2 separate regions of the Homo sapiens genome follow, and region 2 is linked to region 1. A link is an interaction called in ENCODE POLR2A ChIA-PET data of the cell type or tissue named here. Cell type or tissue: GM12878. All regions are shown on one strand. Each heading gives the region's core, and the rest is flanking DNA. Links, peaks and the distances in the headings are about the cores only.

Region 1 (8,000 bases), core at 1-8,000:
AGCATCTCATTAGACAGTATTTTTTTATGTCATATTTGTTTTTTCTTTTTCTTTTTTTTTTTTTTTTTGAGACAGAGTCTCGCCCTGTCACCCAGGTTGGAGTGCAGTGGTACGATCTTGGCTCACTGCAACCTCCACCTCCCAGGTTCAAGGGATTCTCCTCAGCCTCCCAAGTAGCTGGGATTACAGGTGCCCACCACTATGCCCAGCTAATTTTTGTATTTTTAGTAGAGACGGGGTTTCATCATGTTGGCCAGGCTGGTCTCGAACTCCTGACCTCAAGTGATACGCCCACCTCAGCCTCTCAAAGTGCTGAGATTACAGGCATGAGCCACTGCGTCCGGCTCTAGGTCATGTTTGTATTACATTGCGAAGCTCTGACCGTAACTCCAAGAGCCATTATGTTTGCATGGGATTGGGAGAGGTCACAGAAAGTTCTAGTTGGAAGGGTCCTCAAATCCTGCAGTGTAGCCCAAGGTCATAAGGGAAGTTAGAAGTTCAACAGGCATCTGAAACCTGATCCCTGTTCCTCCTCTTACCTCTCTAGGAGCAGACAAAGCTAAGCTGGCAGCCAGAGGGGAAGCCCTTGTCTAAAAGGTATTTTTGGGACTCAGACTTGTTCCCTATTTGCTTTCACCCAAGGCTTTCCTTATCTTAGGAAGCGGGGAACCTGGCTGAATCTCAGTGAATCCGTCTGGTTAAAATAAACATCTTGGGTGGTCTGAGTTGGAAAATAACTTGATGAAGGGTCAGATTTGAAAGTGGGAGAGACAGATTTGGAAGTAGGACAAATTTTGTCTTTGTGAGTTTGTAGCTGTTTAGTACTAGTTGAACACATGAGCTCAGCCTTAGGGCTATTTCCCAGCTGAATGCCTCGATAGCACTGCCAGCTGCTTGGAGTGGGGTTTGGAGAGGAAGGTATATTCTGAGGGGTAAGACTGGCCCCTCACAGGCACTGATGGATCACAGGTATCAGAAATCCTGGGGGCAACCATCAGCCATGGAAAGAGCACCTGTTGTTGGAATGGAGGTCTGAGATTGCATCCTGGTCTTTTTTTTTCTTTTTGGCCCACAATAAATGTCATACTAGCACTTAATGAACCCTCACTAGCTACCAGTCACTTCACTAAATGTTTTACATTCATTTGTTTTGTTTTGTTTTTGAGACAGTCTCACTCTGTCACCCAGGCTGGAGTGCAGTGGGACAATCTCAACTCACTGCAACCTCCACCTCCTGGGTTCAAGCAATTCTCCTGCCTCAGCCTCCGGAGTAGCTGGGACTACAGGCACCTGCCACCATGCTCAGCTAATTTTTGTATTTTGTAGAGATGGGGTTTTGCCACGTTTGCCAGGCTGGTCTCAAGCTCCTGACCTTGGGTGATCCACCCGCCTCGGCCTTCCAAAGTGATGGAATTACAGGTATAAGCCACTGCATCTGGCTACATTCGTTTTCATCCAAAACCTGGCTGGGCTTTTAACCATTAACCATTATGCTAAACTCTTCTCTTTTTATACCTTTACTTGCAATTTCTCTACATCGTGTGTGGATTACTTTGGTAATTAAAATGGTAGGGCTACACTTGACCTTCAAGTTACCATAGCCTCCTGGGAGCAAAGACGTCAGATGGTTCAGAGACCCTTCTTCCTCTCATCTTGTAACTTTGAAAGACAAAGAGTTGCTACTTTCCCAGCCCAGTAGTTTCCTGGGGATAGGTCAGTGTCCTGATAATGAATGGTGAAGGTCTCTGGAGCAAGATCATCAGAATCTCATGTGGCATCAGTGAAGAATGCAGATTCCTGCCCAGACTCTCTGGGCGTGAGGTCTGGGAATATGCATCTTTGTAAGCTTTCCTGATGATCTTGATGGATATTTAGGCTTGAGAATTACTTCTCTGGGTAATTAGGCCCAATTCTGCCACTTAAAAGCTGTGTGGTATGGGGTAAGTTATTTTACAGGTTGTTTTTCCCTCAGCTGTGTGCTGAGCAAGGATAGATAGTAACGTATAGATTATCCTATTTCATCCTCCCAAGAGGTAAGTATTACTATTCCCACTTTATTGATGATGAAAACTGAAGTTTGGAGTAGTGAACTGTCTTGCCTATGGTCATGACAGCTAATCAGTGACAGACCAAGAATTTGAAACCAGGCTTGGGTCATAGAGAAATGCCTTTGAAATCAGTAACACTGACAGCAGTGATGGTTATTTCTGCATCCTTCGAGTGCCACACCTTATCCTCTGCAGCTCTAGTGCATAACATAGCAAGGATACAGCCATACAAGGCAGACCTGGCCTCTGCCATATGGAGTTTTCATGTAGCAGCTTTCTTTTCTTTTTTTTTTTTTTGAGACGGAGTTTTGCCTTGTCACCCAGGCTAGAGTACAGTGGTGCGATCTCGGCTCACTCCAACCTCTGCCTCCCGGGTTCAAGCGATTCTCCTGCCTCAGCCTCCCGAGTAGCTGGGATTACAGGTGCCTGCCACCGCGCCAGGCTAATTTTTGTAATTTTAGTAGAGATGGGGTTTCACCATCTTGGCCAGGCTGGTCTCGAACTCCTGACCTCGTGATCTACCAGCCTTGGCCTCCCAAAGAGCTGGGATTACACGTATGAGCCACCGTGCCCAGCCCATGTAGCAGCTTTCAAGCTAGACTGTACTTTTAAAATCCAGAGTCCTCAGTCTTACCCCAGAGATGCTTATTCCTAGGGCTAAGTTGAGGCAAAAAAAAAAAAAAAAAAAAAAAAAAAGGTTCTAAGCCTGGGGGCCATGGAGAAACTACCATTCAAAAACAGTGGAAAGGAAGAGGACTTCCCTGACCACCCATCTAGAGGATGGCAGATCCCCTCCCCACCAATCACTACCATTACCTTTATTTTATTTTATTTTATTTTTGAGACAGAGTCTCACTCTGTCGGCCAGGCTGGAGTGCAGCGGCGCCATCTCAGCTCACTGCAACCTCCGCCTCCCTGGTTCAAGTGATTCTTCTGCCTCAGCCTCCCAAGTAGCAGGGACTACAAGCATGCACCACCACGCCACCCGGCCACCTTTTTAAACAAAACAAAACAAAAAAAATATTAATGCAAAGTCCAAAATCGATACCCAAAAGCTTGAAGCATCATCTTAGCCCTATTAAGAACAAGGGTATAGGCTGAGTGCGGTGGCTCACGTCTGTAATCCCAGCACTTTGGGAGGCTGAGGCAGGCGGATCATGAGGTCAGGAGTTTGAGACCAGCCTGACCAACATGGTGAAACCCCGTCTCTACTTAAAATACAAAAATTAGCCAGGGGTGGTGGTGCGTGCGTGTAATCCCAGCTACTCAGGAGGCTGAGACAGGAGAATCACTTGAACCCAGGAGACGGAGGTTGCAGTGAGCCGAGATTGCACTGCTGCACTCAAGCCTGGGCGACAGAGCAAGAATCTGTCTCAAAAAAAAAAGAACAAGGGTATAGAGAGGCGGCCAGGCTATACATAGCCAGCCCAAAGAGACAGCGGGTATTCACGACCAGGGCAGATACATTTAAAAGCTGTTTCCTGAATGAGACTCTAATAAAAAAGGTGGATGTCCTTAGATCATGTTCCCAGCGTCACAGGAGGGGCCCTAGCCACATTATCCCGCAGTTCACTTTCATTATCTAGAGTGCTTGCTCACTCCAGGGCTCATTTGAAGCTTGATGCAGAAGACACTTTTGGTTTCAGTTCCTTTTATTTTTTTTTGAGACAGTCTCGCTCTGTCGCCCAGGCTGGAGTGCAGTGGCATGATCTCGGCTCACTGCAACCTCCGCCTCCAGGGTTCAAGCGATTCTCCTGCCTCAGCCTCCCGAGTAGCTGGGATTACAGGGGTGCGCCATTCCCACCCCACCAATTTTTGTATTTTTAGTAGAGACGGGGTTTCACCATGTTGGCTAGGCTGGTCTTGAACTCCTGACCTCAAAAGTGATCTGCCCGCCTCAGCCTCCCAAAATGCTGGAATTACAAGCATGAGCCACCACGCCCGGCCGATGTGAATTGAATATTAAACTTACTTTGAAAAGCTGTAACAGCATGTGCCTATTCTGCTGAGCTCCAGGGCCAAGTGTGCAGTTTGAGAGATACTGAGAGAGAAATGGGGGAAAATCAGGACCTTGGGTGAATGGCTGAGGGAGCTGAGGCTCTTTAATCTGGGAAACTTGAGTGGGGAGGCTCTCTCTCCAAATTCCTGAAGGAGAGTGACCTGTAGGAGAGACCACCAAGATTTCATTCACAGAAGAAACTTCTTGTGCTGAGCCCACAGCACTGTTCTAGACAGCTAGATGATACTATGTTAGTAAGTGACCACTATATTACTTCAGGTAGGTTCTGGGCAGACCTGAGTGACCCTGAAGGAAAACAGACTTGAATTTGAATTCGAGCTCCATATTTATATGGGCTATATGAGTTCAGGCAAGTATCTGAAATCCCTACTCAGTTTCTCTTTTTTTTTAGAATAAAAAAAAATTAAAAAAACGATGGGGTCTTGGGGTCTCATTCAGTCACCCAGGCTGGAGTGCAGTGGTCCAATCACAGCTCATTGCAGCCTCAAACTCCCAGGCTTAAGTGATCCTCCAGCCTCAGCCTTGGAGTAGCTGGGACTGTAGGCACAAGCCACAGCCCACTCAGTTTCTTTACCTAGGGCATCTCACTTTCATGTGTGTGTGTACAAAAATTAAGAAATTGGGGCTGGGCACAGTGACTCACGCCTGTAATTGCAGCACTTTGGGAGGCCGAGGTGGGTGGATCACGAGGTCAGGAGATCGAGATCATCCTGGCCAACACGGTGAAACCCCGTCTCTACTAAAAAATACAAAAAATTAGCCGGGCATGGTGGCGCACTCCTGTAGTCCCAGCTATTTGGGAGGCTGAGGTAGGAGAATCACTTGAACCTGGGAGGCGGAGGTTGCAGTGAGCCAAGATTGTGCCACTGCACTCCAGCCTAGCAAGAGAGAGAGACTCCGTTTCAAAAAAAAAAAAAAAAAAAAGAGACTGAACATAGCACAGACCCAGACCCAGGCACACTCAACCAAACTCAGTTTCCCACTGTTGCAGACCTTGGTTTTTATAGTTTGGGCTGCAGTTAGTGTATTGTCATTTCAGTATGGCAGAAACGTATTAACAGCTAGTTTAAGCAAAAAGGGGAATTCACTAGCTTACATAATAGAGAAGTTTACAGGTGGTCCTGGTTTCAGACATGACTGGAGCTTCCATCTCATAGCTGCTTCTCTCTGTGCCGGGTTCACACTGCAGTCATGCTTGTTTCTTACCGAGAGAGGGGGAGGACAAAGTTGCCAGTTCCTCAAGGTTACATCCTCACCACTTAGCAACCCCAGAGCTTAACTGTTGATTCCAGGGAAGACTGGCCCAATGTGAGATGCAAATGCCCCCTTTACCCTGAGTTGAATGGGATACAGAATGGAGCTGGTGAAAGGGAATGGGGGTACAGCGTGCACAGAACTCACAGCTGGCTACTAGAGGGAGAGTAAAAGATGTAAAGCAAAATAAGAAGCCAGTGACTGCTTTGTCTTCAAGCCTGGGCCCTGAGCCCTGGTGGATCAATCAAGAACCCTGTTTCTGCTTAAAAAAACAAAAAAAAATTTTATTTGACAAAAGACAAAAAAGTTATTTACAGTAGTTTTTGCTCAAATAATTCAATGGGACAACTGTGCTTCTCCTCCAGGTTTATCTTACAACCAAACCCAAGCAGAGTCTGCCCTACCCAACACCCCATTTTACATAATGGGGAAATGCCAACCAGAATTCAGCAGCATGGCTCCCTCACCACCCTCCATTGCTCAGTGCACTGTGGGGAGGGAAAATCCCACCTCAGCCCAATACACTTCCAGAGTTCCCTACTACAGGCATCCTGCAGCAGTTGCACCAGACCTGGGCTCACTGACAGGGCTGGGATGGAAGAGGCTGGGCAAATGGCAGCATCAGTTAACCTGGATGAAGCCATGTTCATTCTTCCCCACTGGGCCTCAGGAGGGTGAGGATCCCTGATCCCCCTGGGGCACACGGGGAGAGGGCACGGGAGGAAGAAGCCAGAGGGAGGCAACACAGAGAGCCCAGGAAACTTGCCCACCTAGAGAGAGCAAAGCTCCCTCTCCTTCAGCGATCCGTTCACACTCCCACAGCAACAGATGGGCGACTCAGAAGTTGGGGAGCCTCTGTGATGGCTTCAGGGATCTTCCCAGAAAGTACAGAACACATGTTACTGTCTTTCTCCTGGCTAGATCCACCCACCCAAGTTAGTCAGTATCCAGGAACCTTTTCTCCTTGTGCCTGACCTGGTGATTTCAGGAAAACTAAAGGCTGTCGTCCTGATCTATCTTTTGGCCCAGTGACACTACTCAGGACAAAAATATTTTGGCTAGCAATAACCTAGGATTAGTGTTTCTTAGGATATATAAAGATGGGGCATATTGTTGAACACTGTCAGCAATGAAACAGCAAAAGAGGCTGGGCGTGGTGGCTCACGAGGTCAGGAGTTCCAAGACCAGCCTGGCCAAGATGGTGAAACCCCGTCTCTACTAAAAGCCAGACATGGTGGCGGGTGCCTATAATCCCAGCTACTCGGGAGGCTGAGGCAAATAATTGCTTGAACCCGGGAGGCGGAGGTTACAGTGAGCTGAGATCGCACCACTGCACTCCAGCCCGGGTGACAGAGCATGACTCTGTCTCAAAAAAACAAACAAACAAACAAAAAACAAAAAACAAAACAGCAAAAGAAAAAATGGGGGAAAGGGAGGAGCATAAGACCAATCGTTATCTGTTCACTGGGCAGGGGCTTCTGTAATTCTAATTTAAAGAAAGGTGAAACAAAGACAATCCCAGCTAGGAGGCTTCTAACCCTTTTCCAGCCCCACCTTCTCTGAAGGCAGTTCCTCCGCAGCAGTGGACACCATTCCTGCTTTCCCCAAAGTTTCCTGCCACCATTGTGGGAAAAGCTGCCTCTCTGGAGGACTTCCTGACCAGCAGATGGCTCACTTTTCTCCCAAGTAGGAGGTGCTGGGAGCTTCTGACATATGGGCCCCTCTAATCCAAGTTGCTAAAAGAATTCAAAACTGAGGCTGCAGGGCAAAAGTGTTCAAGAACAAAGGGAAAAACACTAAAGAAAAAAAAGAAAAAAAAAATCCATCGCTTCAGTCTAGTTTACTTCCCCCACCCACCCAAAAAAACTACAATAAAAATTAAAAGAAAAACCAAACACCTTTTGATCTTATCTTTCTCTGCTAGGTGCCTAGAAAGTTGAGTCAGAGTCTGCTGGACTGCCCCCTGCTGTGGCTTTCTACCCTTCTGTGCCTGCGGCAGACAAGCCAATGCGCTCATACGGTTGTTTTTTTTTTTTTTCCCTGCCTTTTTTTTGGTAAACCAAACCAATGATAAAACAACCATTTGGAATTTCACACTACTGCAGAGACTTAGCTGGTCCCCAAGATAAAAATATTCCTTTCTTCCAAAACAATCCTCAGTGGCAGTGGTGGGTCCTTCCCAGCTCACCAGAACGCTATCATGCAGTGCACTCTCGTTCCCCACACCTGGGCTAACTACTGCCGTGAATGCAAACCACAGCAAAAAAGGGAAAAAGAAAACAGTTTAGCAAAAATCTAAACATTCAACTGGAGTCGGTTCTGTTACATCCACTGGGTTCCTCTTTTCTTTTGTTCACGCATATGAACTTGGAATGTCCACACCTGGCTTGACAGAAACAGCACAGGGGCAGCTTGGACCCAACATAGGACTGAATTTGGCAGCTTTCCTGAGCCCAGCCCAGGAAACCAGGCTGGAACAAAGGTGTCCCAGGGATTTTCTGGAGAAGCAGCAGAAGCAGCAGCACCATGCTTGTCTCCGATCTCTTGGTCTCATCACTGAGCGGAGGCCTGGAGAAACGGCAGAGTCAGCAGAGGAGAGGGCCCCCATCACAGTGCAGTGGTGCCAGCTGGCATCTTCCTGTTGAAGACCTCTGGACAGAGGAGATGATCCCAATGTT
Region 2 (12,038 bases), core at 1,650-9,649, 250 kb before region 1:
TGCAGCCTCCTGAGTATCTGAGGCTACAGGTGTACAGCACCATGCCTGGCTAATTTTTAATTTTTTTGTAGAGATGGGGTCTCGCTATGTTGTCCAGGCTGGTCTCAAACTCCTGAGCTCAAGGGATCTTCCCTCTTTGGCCTCTGCAAAGTGTTGCGATTACAGGCGTGAGCCACCGCGCCTGGCCCCATACTCATTCTTTAATTCCTACATCTACCCATAGACAGTGACAGGTACCTGCTCTGTGCCACGGTCTGCCCTGGGTGATGCTGAGGACTAGACACAAACCAGCCCCTGCCCTTCTCCCTAGCTCTTGGGGAAGATTGACATGAAAACAGACAAATACAACCTAAAATTACCAGCACAACGGACCATAGATTTCAGAGTGTGGGGTTTGAATCAGAGTCTGGGAAGGAAATGTTCTGGAAGGATGAGATAGTCAGGAGTCAGCCTGGCAAAGGCCGTTCTAGCAGAGGGAATAGCTGAACAAATTGGAAGAGCACAGTTATGACGCACTGACCCAGGGCCACGTGGCTTGTTTGGAATCCAGCCCCGCAGGTCCCTTGCTCAAGCAGCTCTGCGAAGCTTCTGAGCCTCGTCTCCTCATCTGCAAAACAGGAACGTTTTCAGCACCTACCTCACAGGGTCGGTAAGAGGATTAAACTGTCAACTGATAATGCACGTACTGCCTGTGCGGGGGCCTGGTAATTAGTGAGCCTCCTAATAGGTGGTAGCCGTGTTTTGTTTGTTGAAACAGTCTGTCTCTGTCGCCCAGGCTGGAGTGCATTGTTGCAATCTCAGCTCACTGCAACCTCTGCCTCTGGGTTTCAAGCGATTCTCCTGCCTCAGCCTCCCGAGTAGCTGGGATTACAGGCACACGCCACCAAGCCTGGCTAATTTTTTTGTATTTTTTTGTAGAGATGGGGTTTCACCATGTTGGTCAGGCAAGTCTCAAACTCCTGACCTCAGGTAATCCATCCGCCTCGGCCTCCCAAAGTGCTGGGATTACAGGCGTGAGCCGCCGTGCCTGGCCAATGGTAGCCATTTCTAAAGTCACAGCCTATTTGGACGCTGGAGGGCTGGGGTAAGGCGGGAGTAGGGAGGAGACCAGGGGCTGGCTCAGGACCCGGTAAGGGGACTTGGACCTACTGCAGAAGCTGGTGAGAACCGGTGGAAGAGATAGAAAGCCGTCTACCTTCTTCAGATTTTCTCCAAAAACAGCTATTAACTGTAATCAGAGCAAAAAAGCATTCTCTAGAAAGGGAAGCACTGCCTATCCTGGCAGCAGTGTGGGTGCCCTGGTCCCCCATCCTCCCCCATGCTCCTATTCCCCGTTTCTAGTCCAGCTAAAAAATCTGGGTTAGCTTCAAGAGTAGCCTTTAAGGTGAAGAGGTCAACTTGAAGGAGGTGGCCAGGCCGTGGTGGGGCTGAGGGTCAGGGGCCCCAAGGCTCTGAGGTGGGCACTACCAGGCACTGTGCCCTTTTGTTGTCTGGCAGAGGATGAGGCTTGGGGTTTCCCCAGTGGTGTTGAGGGGATTTTTTTTTTTTTTTTGAGACACAGTCTCGCTCTGTTGCCCAGGCCGGAGTGCAGTGGTGCGATCTTGGCTCACTACAACCTCTGCCTCCCAAATTCAAGCAATTCTCTTGCCTCAGCCTCCCAAACAGCTGGGATTACAGTCGTGAGCCACCACAGCTGGCTAATTTTTATATTTTTAGTAGAGACAAGGTTTCACCATGTCTACAACTTTGTTCCATAGCCACGAGGCCTACTGAGTCCAGTGGAGCTGGGCCTCTCCCTCCCCACTTCCACACAGTTAGGGGGTCTGGGAGCTGGGAGAGGCTCTTCAGAACCACTGAGCTGTCTGTGAAGGAGCTGGGAAGCCTGTGCTCCTCACCCCCACCTCCCAGGGCCCCCCACCCCCAGCTCCTTCAGTTGGATCTGTCACTGGAGAGCTCTCCTGGGATGGAGGCCCAGACTGCATGACCACAGAGCCCCAGAACATTCTTAGGCTCCCTGAGGACTGTGAACCTCTGGAACAGAACAAAGGCCTGCCCTCTGGGTCCCCTCCCCAAGCCCCAGCAGCACCTCTCCTAGCCCCACCTCGGGCCCGGAAAGCCCAGCGCCCCTGCCTAAGTCCTGCATTCGCCAGCCTCTCCCGCCCACGTCCCTGCAGACCCAGCCTGGGGCCACAAGCCTGCCTTTGTCAGCTCACCCTCTCACGTGGGGCCGTGCCAGCAGGGGCTAACGGGCATTCTGCCTGCAGCTGGGACTAGCCCCCTGAGAGGCCTAGGCCCCCCTGGAGAGATGGAACTGGCGTGAATGCAACATCTTGGGCTGTCACAAATTGACTGTGGTGAAGGGCAGGCCTTGGGGAGACAGCTGCTCATGTGAGAACTATCATTCATTCATTCACTTATTCAAAGGATGCTTGCTGAGATCCTGCTCTGTGTCAGGCCCTGGCATGGGGACTTGTGCTCAGAGACCTGACTCTTGCCCTTTTAGGGGGGGAAATAACTAGAAGGAAACGCCCTTCATCAGAATCCCTTGGGGGGCTCACCCTAGGAGTTTCTGATTCAGCAAGTCTGGGTTGGGACATGAGAATTTCTCACAAATTCACCAGTGATGCTGATGTTACTGGTCCAGGAACTGCACTTTGAGAGCCACTGTAATTCAGGTATTGTAATTATGCATGGATTATGTTTTCTTTTTCTTTTCTTCTTCTTCTTCTTCTTTTTTTTTTTTTTTTGAGACAGAATCTTGCTCTGTCACCCAGGGTGGAGTGCAGTGGTGTGATCTCAGCTCACTGCAATGTCCATCTCCTGGGTTCAAGCAATTCTCCTGCCTTAGTAGCTGGTATTACAGGCACCTGCCACCATGCCTGGCTAATTTTATATTTTTAGTAAAGACAGGGTTTCACCAAGTTGCCCAGGCTGGTCTCGAACTCCTGACCTCAAATGGTCCGCCCGCCTCGGTCTCCCCATAGTGCTGGGATTACAGGCGTGAGCCACTGCACCTGGCCTGTTTTCTCTATTTTCAAAACTGTCTCTATGATCATGTTTTACTTTTAGAGACAGGTTCTTGCTCTGTTACCCAGGCTGGAGTGCAGTGGTGCAATCATAGTTCAACAGAACCCCAACCTCCTGGGCTCAAACAATCCTCCCACCCCAGCCTCCCAAGTAGCTGGGGCCACAGGTGCACTACCAGACCAGGTAATCCATCCACCTCAGCCTCCCAAAGTGCTGGGATTACAGGCATGAGCCACCGCACCTGGCCAATGATAGCCATTTTTAAAGTCACGGCCTATTTGGATGTAATACATTATTATTATTGTTGTTATTATTATTATTATTATTATTTTTTTTTTGTAGAGATGAGGTCTTACTGTGTTGCCCAGGCTGGTCTTCAACTCCTGGGCTCAAGTGATCCTCCTGCCTCAGCCTCTCAGAGTGCTGGGGTTACAGGGGTGAGCCACTGTGCCCTGCCAGTGCTTTATTTTATTTTATTTTATTTTATTTTTTTCTGAGACAGAGTCTCGCTCTGTTACCCAGGCTGGAGTGCAGTGGCATGATCTCAGCTCACTGCAACCTCCGCCTCCTGGGTTCAAGCAATTCTCCTGCCTCAGCCTCCTGAATAGCTGGGATTACAGGCGTGCACCACCACGCCCGGCTAATTCTTATATTTTTAGTAGAGATGGGGTTTCACCATGTTGGCCAGGCTGGTCTCAAACTCCTGACATCGTGATCTGCCGGCCTTGGCCTCCCAAAGTGCTGGGATTACAGGCGTGAGCCATCGTGCCCGACCTGGCCTGTTTTATAAATAAGAAAATCAGTCATTTAAAAGTTAAAAAAAATGATTTCCAAAAATGACTCTAGTGCTCTGGGTGTGATCTTGTGTAAGAGATGTTACCTCCCATGATCTAAATGTCATGCATTTGTTAATGTAGCCCAGCATCATAGGGTTGTGTGCATTTCCCCTTGGTTCAACCTGAGCTTGGGGTCCACTTAGACCCTCCTATTCTTTCCATCACCATATCCTGTCATTTTAACTTTCTAGAGATAATAAGTGAGGTGCTGGTAACCGGCATGGCTAGGATTTGAACACAGATCCATCTGGAGGCTGGCCTAGCCTACCGGCTTGCACTTCCTGAGTGATCTTTCCTTCATGCTTCCTTCACCGGCTGCCTGAAACAGCGCGTGGATCCTTCACTTCCTCATTTTTTTAACTGGTGTGATCATTTACTGTTCCACTTCCTCCTCTCCACTCTGGTTCTGTCCACGTGGTATGCTGGTGGGGTGGTGAGTCTATGAGGGTGGAGGTGGGGGTGGGGGGCTGGCAAAGTGACTGTTCTCTGCAGCCCCAGGAGTCAAACCGATGGGCAGGAAAACCTCTCGAGCTTGTGAGAACTGGCCTGGAGGGCAGGGCTCCCTAACCCTGACTCTGAGTTAAATCCATCCAGCCTCAGGGGGCGCTGGCAACCCCAGTCGTACCCCCTTCCTCACAGGGAGCCATCCTACCAGGCTGACCATTGGAAGAGCAGAGCAGTCCTCCCCATCTGGGCAGGCAGGAGTGAAGAGAGAGAACCCCATGTTTGTTCCTTTCACAGGCACAAAATCAGATCCCCCTTCCTCCCAGCCCCAGCGAGGGTGTGGTGAGGGGTGCTCGGACAGAAGCCAGAGGTGTCCCTCTGACGGGAGCAGAGTGGACACTCCCTCCTCCCAGTGGCAGCATGAGGAGGGAGGAATACGAGACCCCACTTCCCAGTCCCTTCCTTTCCGTTTTCTTTGGGGAAAGACGGGTAGGGAGAGCTGAGGAATCCGGCTCTCCAGATCTGCCCTCTCCAGGGCCCACAGAGGCCTTCTTGCCCCTTGGACCCCCCACCCCTGCTTCCATCACTGCCATCCTCGGTGCTTCCCCTGGCTCCTCAGGGATGCCTTTAGCAGGTCATTCATCCCTGGTGACTCTGTTTCTCTTTTTTTTTATTTTGTGAGACAGAGGCTCGCTCTGCTGCCCAGGCTGGAGTGCAGTGGTATGATCTTGGGTCACTGCAACCTCTGCCTCCCAGGTTCAAATGATTCTCCTGCTTCAGCCTCCCGAGTAGCTGGGATTACAGGTGCCCACCACCATGCCTGGCTAATTTTTGTATTTTTAGTAGAGACGGGATTTCACCATGTTGGCCAGGCTGGTCTTGAACTCCTGGCCTCAGGCGATCTGACCGCCTTGGCCTCCCAAAGCGCTGGGATTACAGGCGTGAGCCACCGCACCTGGCCAGTTTCCCTTCTTAGTATACAATCTTATTTAAATCATTCGGTCACATTAAGAGTAGGTATTATCATTCCCATTTGTGACTAGGTTTTCACATTTGTATGAGACATAATAATTATGCATTTCTTCTGCGTAATTCTACTTCCCTCCCCCTTACACTTAGTATCTAATGATTGTTGCACATTCGTATGTCTTTTTTGTTGTTTTTGACCTGACTAAACATGCATGCATCCATTCAGTTAATATTTGTTGGGAGGCTACCACCTGCTAGGCCAAATGGGGTTGCCTCCAGGCACTCATGGTTTGGCTGGGAGACAAACTATTAAACATAGAATTGCAAATTTGCTAATAATGATTACAAAGGAGAAGTGAGGAACAGCTGGAAGCTGATGACAGCGGTAGCAGAAGCTGCCTTCAGGAAGTGAGGTCATACTCTTACCCTCTCTGCTTAAAACCCAAACCCAGGCCAGGCATGGTGGCTTATGCCTGTAATCCCAGCACTTTGGGATGCTGAGCTAGGCAGATTGCTTGAGCTCAGTTCATGAGCAACCTGGGCAACATGGCAAAACCCTGTATACACACACACACACACACACACACACACACACACACACACACACCCCACCCCCCACCCCCGATGTGGGGTTGTGTGTCTTTGGTCCCAACTACTTGGGAGGCTAAGGTGGGAGGGTGGCTTGAGCCTGGGAGGCAGAGGTTGCAGCGAGCTGAGATTTTGCCACCGCACTCCAGCCTGGGTGACAGAGTGAGACCCCATCTCAAAACAAAAGCAAGCAAACAAATCCCAAACCCAAATTCTATTTGGCCCTTCACAGTACCATGTGGTTGACTCCTGTCAGTTTCCTCAGCCTCAAATTAACCCAGTAGCTGCCCTGGCCTCCTTGCTGTACCTTGACACACTGAGCTCTTTCCTGCCTCTGAGCCTTGGCACACACTGTTCCCTCTGCCTGGAATAACCTCTCCCCCTAGCTTTCTCGGCTGTTCCTTCTTGTCTCAGCTCAAATGTCTCTTTTGTAGAGATGGCCTCCCTGATCATGTCCCCTAACATAGCACCCCCCCTCACCCTATCATATAACTCATGTTGTTTGGTTTCATTTTGGCTTTGTCTTTATAGCACTTAACAGTATCTGAGGTTTGTTTTTGTTTTTTTTTCTTGGAGATAGGGTCTCACTCTGTCACCCAATGGTGCAATCTCGGCTCACTGCATCCTCTGCCTCCTAGGTTCAAGTGATTCTCATGCCTCGGCCTCCCGAGTAGCTGGGATTACAGGCGTGAACCACCACGCTGGGCTCATTTTTTTTTTTTTTTTTTTTTTTTTTTTGTATTTTTAGTAGAGACAGGGTTTCACCATGTTGGCCAGGCTGGTCTCAAACTCCTGACCTCAAATGATCCACCCACCTCGGCCTCCCAAAGTGCCGGGATTAGAGGTGCGAGCCACTGCGCCCAGCCAGGTGTCTTTTGTTATTATTATTTTCTGGTTTACTGTGTATCTTCCTGGTGAAGCTTGGGGCTCCATACAGAGTATATAGAAGGGGCTGGACCCACCCCATTGTCCCTCCCTGCCCCTGCGCTTAGCACAGGGCCTACCTAGGACGTACATAGTTGATGCTCATCCATGTTTCTTTTTTTTTGAGACGGAGTCTCGCTCTGTCGCCCAGGCTGGGGTGCAGTGGTGCGATCTCGGCTCACTGCAAGCTCCGCCTCCTGGGTTCACGCCATTCTCCTGCCTCAGCCTCCCGAGTAGCTGGGACTACAGGCACCCGCCACCATGCCCAGCTAATTTTTTGTATTTTTAATAGAGACGGATTTTCACCATGTTAGCCAGGATGGTCTTGATCCAACCTCGTGATCCGCCCATCTCAGCCTCCCAAAGTTCTGGGATTACAGGCATGAGCCACCGTGCCCAACCTCATCCATGTTTCTTAAATGGCCTCTCCTGCTTCCCCAGTGTGTTCCTGTTGCTTCTGTAACAAATCACTACAAATTTAGTGGCTTAAAAGAACACCAGGCCAAGGGCACGGTGGCTCATGCCTGTAATCCCAGCAATTTGGGAGGCCGAGGCAGGCTGATTACGAGGTCAGGAGATGGAGACCATCCTGGCTAACACGGTGAAACCCCGTCTCTACTAAAAATAAAAAAAAAAAATTAGCCAGGCGTGGTGGCGGGTGCCTGTAGTCCCAGCTACTCAGGAGGCTGAGGCGGGAGAATGGCGTGAACCCAGGAGGGGGAGTTTGCAGTGAGCCGAGATAGCGCCACTGCACTCCAGCCTGGGCGACAGAGCGAGACTCCGTCTCAAAAAAAAAAAAAAAACACCAGGCTGGGCAGGGTGGCTCATACCTGTTCCCAGCACTTTGGGAGGCCAAGGCGGGCAGATCGCTTGAGGTCAGGAGTTCAAGACCAACCTGGCCAACATGGTGAAACCCCGTCTCCACTAAAAATATAAAAAATCAGCTGGGTGTGGTGGTGGGCACCTGTAATCCCAACTACTTGGGAGGCTAAGGCAGGGAGAATCGCTTGAAGTAGGGAGGAGGAGGTTGCAGTGAGCTGAGATTGTGCCACTACACTCCAGCCTGGGCAACAGAGTGAGACTCCGTCTCAAAAACAACAAAAAAATGAACACCAGATTATTATCTTCTGATCCTGGAGGTCAAAGGTCTAGAAATCAAGGTTTGGGCAGGGCTGCATTCCTCGGGAAGGCTCCAGGGGAGAAACCTTTTCCTTGCCTTGAGAGGCACCCCCTTCCTCCGTCATCACAGCCCCTTCCTCCAACATCAAAGCATCTCACTCCAGCCTCTGCTTCTGTTTCCCTGTCTTGGGATCCTTAATTTACTCATATTTGCAAAGTCTCTTTTGCCATGTAAGGCAACATTCACAGATCCTGGGAATGTGAACATGGACGTCTTTGGAGGTCTGTCATTCAGCCTGCCACATCCAGGTCCCCCACGGTGCTTCATTCAGTCCTAGGTGTGGCCAGTACTCCGGCCTCCTAGCTGCTACTGTGGGCCCAGTGACCTGACTCTTCCTTCCCTCCGCAGGACGAGATTGAGGAGCTGCGGGCCGAGATGCTGGAGATGCGGGACGTCTATATGGAGGAGGACGTGTATCAGCTGCAGGAGCTGCGACAGCAGCTGGACCAGGCCAGCAAGACCTGCCGCATCCTGCAGTACCGGCTGCGCAAAGCCGAGCGCCGCAGTCTCCGTGCCGCCCAGACCGGCCAGGTGGACGGCGAGCTTATCCGTGGTCTGGAGCAGGATGTCAAGGTCAGCCTGGGCTCGGGTGCCCTTGTTGCTGGGATGGGACCACAAGTCTAAGTGGGGCCCAGGTTGGCCTTGCATCTCATTTCCGTGTGTCCATGGCCAAGTTCTACCACCTCTCTGGGCCTCAGTTTCCTCATCTAAGTAGGAATTCCTGGTGAACCCACAGGGCTTCTATCAAGGGTATCCCAAAATGATATCATAATATGAATCCTTCCTACTAGCAGCAGCTACTGTTTTTTTTTTTTCCTTTGAGACAGAGTTTCTCTCTTGTTGCCCAGGCTGGAATGCAATGGCGCGATCTCAGCTCACTGCAACTTCTGCCTCCCGGGATCAAGCGATTTCTCTTGCCTCAGCCTCCCAAGTAGCTGGGATTACAGGCACCTGCCACCACACCCGGCTAATTTTTGTATTTTTAGTAGAGACAGGGTTTCACCATGTTGGCCAGCCTGGTTTCGAACTCCTGACCTCAGGTGATCTGCCCACCTTGGCCTCCCAAAGTGCTGGGGTTACAGGCATGAGCCACTGCGCCTGGCTGAGAAGCTACTGTTTATTGAGTATCAACCACCACCTGGTGCTAGCCTCTAATTGTCCCCGCACAGTTCCATGGGGGTTTCTTTTTCTTCTTGTTTTTTTAGAGACAAGGTCTTGCTCTGTTGCCTAGGTATCAGGCAGTGATGTGATCATAGCTCACTGTAGCCTCCACCTCCTGGGCTACCCCCACCTCAGCTTCCTGAGTAGCTGGGACTACAGGCACACACCACCACACCTGGCTAATTTTTCTATATGTTGTAGAGATGGGGTCTCATTATGTTGCCCAGGCTGGTCTCAAACTTCTGGGCTCAAGTGATCCTCCTGCCTTGGCCTCCCAAAGTGCTGGGATTACAAGGATGAGCCACGGTGTCAGGCAGAGGTTCCTTAATTATGCTAATGAAAAGTAGTGAAGGCCTCGAGACCATCCTGGCTAATACAGTGAAACCCTGTCTCTACTGAAAACACAAAAAATTAGCCAGGTGTGGTGGCAGGCATGTGTAGTCCCAGCTACTCGGGAGGCTGAGGCAGGAGAATGGCGTGAACCCACGAGGCGGAGCTTGCAGTGAGCCAAGATCGTGTCACCACTGCACTCCAGCCTGGGCGACAGAGCGAGACTCCGTCTCAAAAAAAAAAAAACAAAGAGAAGTAGTGAAGGCCTAGAGTTGGTCAAGGCTGGTTTAAATCTTGGCTCCAATATACCTGAACTTTATTATTTTGAGCAAAGTCATCAATTTCAGTGTCCTCATCTGTAAAATGGGTTTGCAGCAATCTCTATCTCACAGGGTTATATGAGGATTAAATGAAATAATGCGGGCTGGGCACAGTGGCTCATGCCTGTAATCCCAGCACTTTGGGAGGCCGAGGCGGGCAGATCACCTGAGGTCAGGAGTTCGAGACCAGCCTGGCCAACATGGTGAAACCCCATCTCTACTAAAAATACACAAATTAGCCGAGTGTGGTGGTTCCCGCCTGTAATCCCAGCTACTCAGGGGCTGAGACAGGAGAATCGCTTGAACCCGGGAGGCGGAGGTTGCAGTGAGCTGAGATCGCGCCACTGCACTCCAGCCAGGGTGACAGAGTGAGACTCCGTCTCAAAAATAATAATAATAATAATAATAATAATAATAATAATAATAATAATGTGGGTAAAATGCCAGCATAAGGACTCAAAAATGTTAGCTATCATTATTTCCATTTTCTTGATGAAGAATCTGAGGTTCAGAGAAAAGCAATACCTGCCGAAGGTCAAGGGGCGCTCAGTGTGTTGGTGGCAGAGCCCAGGCTCATGAGCCTCCCAAGCCTCCAGCTTGGCCTCACTGCTCTCTGCTTCAGGAAGCAGGGGAAGGGTGGGTGGGAGGTTGGCAGGTGGGATGTCCCCCTGCCTGTCTTCGGAAGCTCTGGTCTGGTGGTGAGAACTCCAGGGCCCCCAGGCCCGGCCCTCTGCCCTCAGAACTCAGCCCAGTGTGATCTGGTGACACGAGGAGCTGGGATGGGGCCCTAGGGAGGCTTCCTGCAGGGGTGACTTCTGAGTGAAGGCCCAAGGGAGAAGTGGGCCTGAGCCAGGAAGGGGGAAAGAGGAAGGTGGCAGAAGATGGCTCCTGTGAGGACCCAGGGGAGCGGCAGGATGCGAGTCAGCCACACACTTACCTGGGGAGAAGTCCCTTCTGTTGGAAGACACTGGCAAACTCAAGCCCTATAGCCTTTCCAGTGGAATATAAAAGAAAAACCTTTGTTAAGGGACCAGGGAGAGCCATGGTTTCAAAGGCCAGCAGAACCAGGGGAGGTAAACAGGAGTGCCTGTTCCAGGAAGCTGCTGGCGCCCCCTGTGGTCTTGTTGGTGCACAATGGGATTGTAGTGCTGTCCTACACATGAGGCAACCAATGGTTGTGTCTCCGCCAGAGGTGGAGGCTCATGCCTGTAATCCCAGAATCCCAGCGCTTTGGGAGGCTGAAGTGGGAGGATCGCTAGAGGCCAATAGTTGGAAATCAGGCTGGGCAACATAGCAAGACCCTATCTCTACAAAAAAATAAAAAAAATTAGCAGAGGCTGGGGGTGGTGGCTCACACCTGTAATCCTAGCACTTTGGCAGGCCGAGGCGGATGGATCACCTGAGGTCAGGAGTTCGAGACCAGCCTGGCCAACATGGTGAAACCCCGGCTCTACTAAAAATACAAAATGAGCCGGGTGTGGTGGTACACGCCTGTACTCCCAGCTACTCAGGAGGCTGAGGCAGATGAATCGCTTGAACCTGGGAGGCCGAGGTTGCAGTGAGCTCACACCATTGCAGTCCAGCCTGGGTGACAGAGTGAAACTCTGTCTCAAAAAAAAAAAAAAAAAAAAAAAAAATTAGCTGGGCGTGGTGGCAAGTGCCTATAGTCCCAGCTATATGGGAGGCCAAGGCCAGAGGATTGCTTGAGTCCAGGAGTTAAAGGTTTCAGTGAGCTATGATTGCAGCACTGCACTCCAGCCTGGGCGACAGAGCGACAAGGTCTCTCTCTAAAAGAAAAAAAAGAATGAGTTAGTTTCCAAGTTCAAAGCGTACCTCTACTTGACAGGGCAGCTCCCGGGCATATTCAGATTCCAATCACTGGGTTGGGAGGGGTGGGGGGTGGTGGGGGAAGGCAGTAGGGAGGAGATGGGGAGGGGGAGGGAATAGCTGGAGAAGCTCAGAGGAATCTGCGTTTGGGCATATAGTGGAGGATTTCTGGGAGGGACACAAAAAAATGTCAGACTTCAGAAAGATGAGGAAGAGGCGGAGGAGAGGCTGGGACCTGGAGCTAGCTGCCGGCTGCGGCGCCTCCGTGGGTGGAGCTAGAGCAGCGGCGGCGGCGGCGGGGAGGCGGGTGTGGGGAGCGGGTGTGTGGCTCTCCGGAGTCTGGGCGGAGAGGAGGGGCCGTTTCTGTTGGGGTTTGAATTAGCCAATCAGCATCCCTCTTGCCCTTCCCTCCCTCCTCTCCCCACGCTGCAG

The links. Peaks named below come from ENCODE experiments on the same cell type or tissue, not always from the same donor. Only the 100,000 strongest peaks of a DNase experiment are listed, where the experiment ranks them.
Region 2: POLR2A ChIA-PET joins it to region 1 with 6 read pairs; 11 of 35 experiments call an interaction of 5 or more read pairs at or near these places.

Annotation. Positions count from the first base shown.
Region 1 is chr20:36,591,529-36,599,528 of GRCh38, reverse strand. It overlaps TGIF2 (TGFB induced factor homeobox 2), which reads right to left. Exons shown (of 3, transcript NM_021809.7): 3 at 5,579-8,000. The region is part of intron 2 of TGIF2-RAB5IF (TGIF2-RAB5IF readthrough); the gene reads right to left. Among named protein-coding and RNA genes, the nearest start is that of RAB5IF, 10 kb to the left of the region's middle. RefSeq lists enhancers at 3,441-3,810, 7,122-8,000. In GM12878, for the core only: a CTCF peak has its summit at 6,977 (motif pointing right); DNase peaks (open chromatin) are centred at 3,618, 4,648 and 5,238; H3K4me3 peaks cover 1,715 bases; H3K27ac peaks cover 3,915 bases.
Region 2 is chr20:36,835,720-36,847,757 of GRCh38, reverse strand. MTCL2 (microtubule crosslinking factor 2) reads left to right here. Exons shown (of 15, transcript NM_080627.4): 2 at 8,317-8,541. Among named protein-coding and RNA genes, the nearest start is that of MTCL2, 22 kb to the left of the region's middle. RefSeq lists enhancers at 1,458-1,507, 1,678-1,827, 6,039-6,098 and a silencer at 11,766-12,038. In GM12878, for the core only: a CTCF peak has its summit at 4,449; DNase peaks (open chromatin) are centred at 4,257 and 5,624; H3K4me3 peaks cover 313 bases; H3K27ac peaks cover 4,708 bases.